2 separate regions of the Homo sapiens genome follow, and region 1 is linked to region 2. The links are chromatin contacts, found by Hi-C or POLR2A ChIA-PET in ENCODE. All regions are on one chromosome and are shown on one strand. Each heading gives the region's core, a stretch centred on a gene start or an enhancer-like site at or near the end of the contact. The rest is flanking DNA. Distances are from core to core; before and after follow the strand shown.

The links. Hi-C counts contacts between places; a loop is a spot of excess contacts on that map. ChIA-PET counts read pairs that join two places held with the same protein, here RNA polymerase II (POLR2A).
Region 1: a map of MCF 10A shows a loop between it and region 2 (4-fold over the local background). The contact joins two enhancer-like sites. A Hi-C loop is called at or near these places in 4 of 168 maps with a recorded cell type or tissue (Caco-2, MCF 10A, heart left ventricle and 1 more). POLR2A ChIA-PET finds 5 or more read pairs at or near these places in 2 of 52 experiments (Caco-2 and OCI-LY7).

Annotation. Positions count from the first base shown.
Region 1 is chr10:58,771,876-58,776,040 of GRCh38, reverse strand. The region is part of intron 3 of BICC1 (BicC family RNA binding protein 1); the gene reads right to left. Among named protein-coding and RNA genes, the nearest start is that of LINC00844, 230 kb to the left of the region's middle. Within about 2 kb of position 2,465, at least 2 of the 41 ENCODE cell types and tissues checked have a DNase peak (open chromatin) inside an H3K27ac peak, as active enhancers do.
Region 2 is chr10:58,643,362-58,647,038 of GRCh38, reverse strand. The region is part of intron 2 of BICC1 (BicC family RNA binding protein 1); the gene reads right to left. Among named protein-coding and RNA genes, the nearest start is that of BICC1, 130 kb to the right of the region's middle. Within about 2 kb of position 1,363, at least 2 of the 41 ENCODE cell types and tissues checked have a DNase peak (open chromatin) inside an H3K27ac peak, as active enhancers do.

The sequences.
Region 1 (4,165 bases), core at 1,216-3,715, 130 kb before region 2:
ATAACTTAGCAACTTGAGACTGGCATTAAAATTCTTTACATTTCTCATCTTTGTTTTGTATGTTACACTTGTTACATATAACTTTTATATGTTACACTAAAGAGCAGCTAATTATAGGTTCAATTGACTCTGTGTGCTAAAGACTGTGTTTCAAGCTTGTTCGTGATCTCAAAGTTGGTAATATTCACAAAAATTAAAAAGGCCTAATATTAGGTAAGTGGTCCTTAAAGAAAATTATCACTTGCAAAATGCCTATCTGCCTTCTTCTCACTCTACTTTCTACAGACTAGCTTAACAACAGCTGTTAATAGTTTTTTCATGAAGCCACATATACTGGCACAATATGCCTATTCCTCTCCCCAACTGTGCATTATTCCTCACCCCAACTGTGTATTATTTGTTTTTCTCATAAAGTAGAAATGAAGGATCCTAATCTCTCAGTCCTAAGAGATTTATATCTTTGGGCGAGGAGATGGGAATAAAGTTTTAATTGTCAAATAACTTCAAAACAATCCTTTATTTTTCTTAAGAATAATATCTTAAAAGTTACCTAAGAGCTAACAATTTCTAAGTCAGAATTCATCAAGCACTTATTCAAAGGCAAAGTTCCTGCTTAAATGTTTTTTTTTGTTTGTTTTTTTTTGTTTTTTGTTTTTTGTTTTTTTTTGAGACAGAGTCTCGCTCTGTCACCCAGGCTGGAGTGCAGTGGCACGATCTCAGCTCACTGCAACTTCCACCTCCCAGATTCAAGTGAATCTCCTGCCTCAGCCTCCCATGTTGCTGGGTCTACAGGTGCACGCCACCATGCCCAGCTAATATTTGTATTTTTTAGTAGAGATGCAGTTTCTCCATGTTGGCCAGGCTGGTCTCGAACTCCTGGCCTTAAGTGATCCTCCCAGCTTGGCTTCCCAAAGTGCTCGGATTACAGGCATGAGCCACCGCACCCAGCCCTTAAATATCTTAAATAACAAAAATTTTGAGCTTAGTCCTTTAAAACTGTTTTTTCTAAAAGCAAGAAGGCATCAAAAATTGCATCAAATAATCACCTGATAAGGGTGACCAATTAGTCCTATCCTTTCTAACAAGAAAGATGATCTTCTGAAATTTCTTCCCATACAAAGAGCTCCTAAAAATAATTTTAAAAAATACTAATTGTCCCTTAAGGAAATGGGCAAAAGACATGGATAAATAATTCAATACAAAATGATAAATATATAACTATGAATAAAGTTCAACCTTACTAATCACTTTTTAAAATAAAATCGGCAAAGGTCTTCAAAATTTCAAGCCCAAGAAGGATACAGTTAAATTCCCATACTTTTGGTGGAAATAAAAACCAGTGGAGAAAATCTGGAAAGTCATTTGGAAATATCAATGAAGGATCACAATATCATAATTTTAAGAATACACATATATTAAGAAGAGAAGAAAACCAAATTAATAGTGATTACTTCTAAGCAACAGAGTCACAGGTAATTTCTATTTTATTTTATGCTCTAAGCGCTTCTGTATTTTCCATTATGAACAACTATACTTTTATAATGCACAAAAAATACTCATATCTTAAAAGATCATCTGTAAAGTCTGAGATCAATTCACTCAAATTACATCCTTTACTTTAAAAAATGTATTCAAGTCAGAACTTCCTGTTTTCCCCAGTACAATGTTTCAAGAATTCCCTTAAAAATTGAGAACTTTAAATGTTAGCAATAATGACAACAATGCTTTCTCAATTAGCTAAAAAAAAGTTCCTTCTTTCTTCTCTACAACTCTGTGACAGGCTTTTTGCCATGCAGTTTCTCAACTTTATCTCTTTTTATTTGTTGTGCTGTTACTTTTAATATTTTACTGACATACTTTGGCTCTGAATACAGAATTCCCCAGTGAAACTGGAGCAGGAATACGTAATGATGGGGTTAACTGTCATGGAAAGACAAGGTTGGAACAGAGGGCAAATAGTTAGTGAAGGCCATATGTTTATGGCCACCACTAACTACACAAGGAATTCTTTCAAACATTTATGGCAACATCTCTCTTTTCCTGCAGTAAAGGTTTCTGGAATAAATGGAAAAAAAGGACAATCTGGGTAGTGGGGGTATACTGCTCTTTCTTTAAAGAATTTTCCAATGTCTCCCAAACAAGGACATTTAGAAAAGCAATATTTGGGTATTATTCTCAGGGTGTGATTAAGCCGCCTATTAACGTTAAGCAATAAAAACCTCACAGAACAGTACCCTCGTAACAAATAGTTTCACCAGGATGGCAACTTAAAAGATGTTTTGTCTTCTCAGCAGAGAAGTCAAAGAGTTGAGAACGGTACCTGGTTATGCGCCATTTGCCCCTGCCCTGGGGCTATTCTGTCTTTGGCTCTGCCCTGCTTCGTGCCCAGCAAGCTGGACCAGCACCCCTGGCAGTGGCTGCATGGCTCCATGACTGCAATTCCACTGAGTAGTCTCTTGGCAGTTTCCTTTTTCACTGGGCTCCCACAATACCTTGTCCTCCCCTTGCCCCATCAGCCCTCAGGTGATGATAATGGCTTCCAGCTGTTGCCAGTTTTTGTGCCTCATCATCTATTAATATCCATTGCTTGCTCACTTAACCCTGTCTACTGTAAACAGCCCCGTTGTTAGAGTTTCTTACACCATTTGGAGTTAACTCTGTTTTCTGCCAGAGTGAGACTGACACAACACCCATTCCACCAATTCCTTTCTTCTTTTAACGAGAAAGTGTGTGGGCAGGGGTTGGGGTGGTGAAGATTTGTGTTGGTCTCCTTTCTCCACAGAAGCACTAACTTTTAGGGGGTCAACTCCATACGTTAGATAGGTTAAAAATAATATTCCTTAGGTCTTAGCATACACTTTTTTAGAAAAATTGGTGTTTTTCTACAAGTCAACTTCACAACAACGGCAGAGAATCACTAATGCAGTTTCCTCTTTATTTTCTCTCTCCTTGTCTCCCTCCTCCATTTCCCCAAAGGCTATGCAAATGCATTTTAATCATATAATCACGCTTATTACTGGAAGTATCTTGGCACCTTCAAATGTTCTTTGATAAATGTGTTGTAATGCTTATAGGACCTTTGAGAAATATGTGTGGATCAGCAGCATTTTTGAATTTCTTTAATATTTTCTTGGCTTCCATACAACTTTTACCTCTAAAGGCATTTATTTGTATGTTCCATCTCAAAAAACATTGCTTTAAAGATATATGCAGTACACATCTTTTTTGCGAAAACCTCAAATACATTGAAGTGAGATTTCTGTAACCACTGAATTTGCTTCCAACTGAGGGGTGGGGATGTCTATTGATTATCTTCTTGGGCCTGTAAACAAACCGGCCTATAACTGCATCCAAAGACTATGTACACGTGCATTGGTAAACTTTTCTGAGTGTATCTACTGATTTTCAGAAAGGCTAAGAAAGCTAAGTCCTGCTGTAAGTAGTGTGGAATTTTGCAGACATTCAGGGAACAGATTTTGAAACCTTCAAAGGATTCAATTTTGGTTTGGCATTACTACAAGCTGGTATTTATCTTTGGTTCAGAAATTTTCAACAATTATATTTTTTAATATAATGTCAGCAATTATATTTAAAACGTGAATGCTAATCAATAGGACAACACCAAATTTGAGATAATCATTACTTCCTTTCAGTTACTATTATAAGAGACACAGGAGAAAACAGTAACAATAGAGGCAAGTGAGAGAAGCCACAACTGAATCTAATTGTTGTTTAACTCTTGCTCTTTTTTTAAAAAAAAATCTTGTGTATTTTATTGGAGTTTAAATCCTACAACTGTTATGCTTTGGCTACAGAATTAGATCTTTGTATGAAATCTTGTTTTAGAAGCTATGTTAACTTCTGGAATTATATCAAAGAACTTCAGACCTGGAATGGAACTTGAAGTTCTATCTGTCTTTTACATCCTTCCCCAAGGCTCACCGAATGCCTACTGTGGGCCAGACACTGCTAGAAACTGGAGTCACAGTGAAGATGACACCATGATCCAAGCCAGTAAATGAGCACAGATGTAAAAACTTCCCACTCCTGGCATGCTTTCTTCTATGTAACATTCCTCCTAAACTATCATCTAAACTGACACATTTTTAGTGACAGAGAGAAAACTATTTTATCAAAAAGCAAAGGTGAGCTGTTAAAAAATCAT
Region 2 (3,677 bases), core at 114-2,613:
ACAGTATCTTTGGGGAGAGAATTTGGCTGTTCTTTACTTCCTGCTGTGGATTTTTCTGTAATTTTTTTCTTTCTATAAGTATATACCATTTTTACTTAAAAACAGAAAGGAAAGAAAGAGAGAAAGAAGGAAAAAGGCTATGTTTCCAAATAGAATATTAACCTACGAAAAGAAATACCTTCTGTTGTATTTAAAACTAGCATGTCAACCCCCTAAAATTGACTGTAGTATTTAATTTAAAAAAAATCAGGAACAGGCAAGAAAGAAAGAACATATATCTCCCAACTACAGCACTACCTACTTGTTAACATTTTTCACAAGAATCTCCATGGCCTAAAATAAAATTGTTTCTCCCGTCATTTCGGCTATGAGTTTCCTAAGAAGTTCTATACAGGAGGCACAGAGATATCATGCTAGTCTCAATCAAAATGTTCCAGACACATGAGACTAAATATAAAGGGTTAATAGTAATAAGAGGTTATACATGCAGAAGGAAATCCATACCCTCATTTTTAGGTAATGAATATCCAAATACAATGCAGACAGCCTGCAAGACCCTAAAACCTTTTTTAAAGAATATATGATAGTCATAACTTACTAGAAAATATGGTAAAACTGTTACTATATTATGGAGACTTTTAGCCCAAACAAATAGGTCATTTACTACCACTACAAGTCAGGATAAATATTTTGCAATCTTATCCCAGCTGTGCATGCTTACTCTATGTGGAAGGAAAATTATATTTATTAGCACTTTGCCCCAATATGATCAACGCATTTAAAAGATGCTGACTTTTAAACTGTTAGCCTTCAAAATTAGTCTGCATTTCCCATCTATTAGTAAATGGCATAATACTATTCTTAGGAAAAGCTGGCCTGGACAAGTAGTGGAAAACAAAAACGAATGAACAAACAAAAAATAAGGAAATGGACAGATCTATGGTTAAACAGTTCTTCAGGAAAAAAAAAAAAAAGCATTGCAAATCTAATTGCTATTCCAGAAAAACAAGGGTTTCTTCAGTTTCTCTGGCATTGTTCCAAATTCATCCAGCAAAGTTATTTAAGTAAAGGACTGACCATAACTGCGTATGTGAGGGTTCTGTTCATTTGCCAGAGGAAAGAGAAAGATACAATAAGCATAAACTCAGCAGGAAAATTCAGTGATCAGAAAGGAGAACACCAAATAAAAAGGCAACTGCTTCTGGCAAGATGGAGTTGTTTTCTTTATATAGTTTCTATTCAACTTCAAGGCAGTTCAAATGATCTGCCCACAATCTTGGACAATGTGCCTTCGTTTAAAGTTAGTCAACTGGCCTCCTGGCGAAGAAAATTTAACTTCATGACTGCCGCAAAATGCCAATGGGACTGCTGGCAGAAGTATTCTGTATTTCGAGTTCAAATAGTAATAGGGTTTACTACACTGCGAGCCAGGATCACAAAATATAAATGGAGAAACCAGCCAGGTTAGATGCTTGGGAAATGTCTTTTGTGTTTGTTGAAGTCTGCCTAGCAACTACTGGCAATTTTTGAAAGCACGTTCATCCTGGAAAAATAAATACCTGCCAAAATGCCAATCTGGTTCTAATTGCATACCTTTTCCCTCTTTTTTTTTTTTTTTTTTTTTTTTTTTTTGAGATGGAGTCTCGCTCTGTCGCCCAGGCTGGAGCGCAGTGGCGCGATCTCGGCTCACTGCAAGCTCCGCCTCCCGGGTTCACCATTCTCCTGCCTCAGCCTCCCGAGTAGCTGGGACTACAGGCGCCCACCACCACACCCAGCTAATTTTTTGTATTTTTAATAGAGACAAAGTTTCACCGAGTTAGTCAGGATGGTCTCGATCTCCTGACCTCGTGATCCACCCACCTCGGTCTCCCAAAGTGCTGGGATTACAGGCGTGAGCCACCGCGCCTGGCCACCTTTTCCCTCTTTAAAACATATCATGAGCTTCCCTACTTTGACCTAGGGTACTACAAAGTGTAAGAAAGAGGGTGTGTATTGGTGGGGCGGGGAGTTCTTTCTGTCCATATAAAGAAAATTTTTTTTGTTTAGACACAGACTAAACCTTTTAGAATGTGAACATAATACTATTTGATGACCTTTTATTGTTATTAAGAACCGGTATTTAAAAGTAACCCCAGCTCTGACTTAAAATATATATAGGCATACTTTTGAACATAAACTTAAAAAATCAAAATGATAGGCAAAATCTATCACTGCTTTTAACTTAAATTTTTAATCAAAAAGGCACAGTAGAAATATTATGAGATTTCAAATAACTTTACATGAAAGGTTATTTTTTTCTTTTTATAAGCTTGCCCTTCCTGACAACGTTGGCCAAATTAAATTCAATTCAATTTTCGAAGCTTAAGAACATTTAAAAAGTTAAAACAAGAAAATACTTATCCTTATCTAGTTTTTTCGATCACTCTAACGTGGCCCTAGATGTACAATTCCATGGAGCCTAAAGGGAGCCAGCTGTGGAATTGCCACAAGGCACGTATAGGATACACATGCCTTAAACAAAAACCAGAGACTTCCCAGGCACGGGGACGGGTGGAGTTCTGTTTCTGTGCTGCACAGACTAACAGGAGAAAAGGATCGATTGTTTTAGGGAGTTGACTCAAAAGAGCTAAACTGTCTTCCTTACACAACTTCTGGGTCTCAGGTAGAAGAATCGGGGCCAGGCACACAGGGAGTGGTAGCCAGGCAAACCTGGCCAAGTCAGTCAAAGTCTTTGAGCCAATTTTCTTTCTCTAAAATAAGAATAAAGCCACGCGGTTTCCCTGAGAATTGAGAGATCTCTTCTGTAGCAAGTGCCCTAGTATGATGCTTAAAACATTATAGGTACTTGGGAAAGAGTAGCTATGTGTTGTAACTGGTGCTACTGTAATAATTATTAGCAATAATAATATTCTAAAGGCCAGATAACCACCTTATCTAACTCAGCTGGGAGAAATTCATGGAGGACTGACAGGTATATATCTCATCGTAGATATTCCAAAAAAATTTCTAACTTTTTTAGAACTGATTTAAGTCATATTAGCACACAATAGAAAGCAAACTATATTATTTCCTATACTGACACATAACAGGAAACAACCATATTTCAGCAGGGTAGGTGCTGTTGAGGACATATTCTGCCAGACACACACTGCAGTGTCTCATTAGGTAATTAACAGAAGCTCCTCCAAGGTTCCTGTAGCAATAAAGCCTGTGATCTTCCAGAGCCACTAATTTATTTTTAATCTCATGGACCTTGTGGTTCTCCTAAATGGTCAGGCTTCCTTTTCTGCTGTGGCCATGGAGGAAGCTCAGATCCTGTTGGTGTGTGTTGTGTACAAATCTTATTGTTCCTCCTCTCAAATTATTTTCCAACACTTATTTTCCCTTCACAACAATTTCCTCTTCTATTTATTTTTCAGTCTGTATTACTAAATGTAAATTGTTAAGCCACTTCAAACCCCTTTTTGGAACAAAGGATAAAATAATGTACTGTAAGTCCTGACCATTCTGCTATTCAGAATTCACTCTAAAAATACAAGAATTCTATCATTCAACCTAGCCCAGCCAAGCTCACATTTAGAGGTAGCTAAAAGATTTCTCTGATGGACAGGTGGTGATTGACAACTAAAGAGGAACTTTCTTCAGAGAATACCTGGGAAATTTGACAAAATTCAATG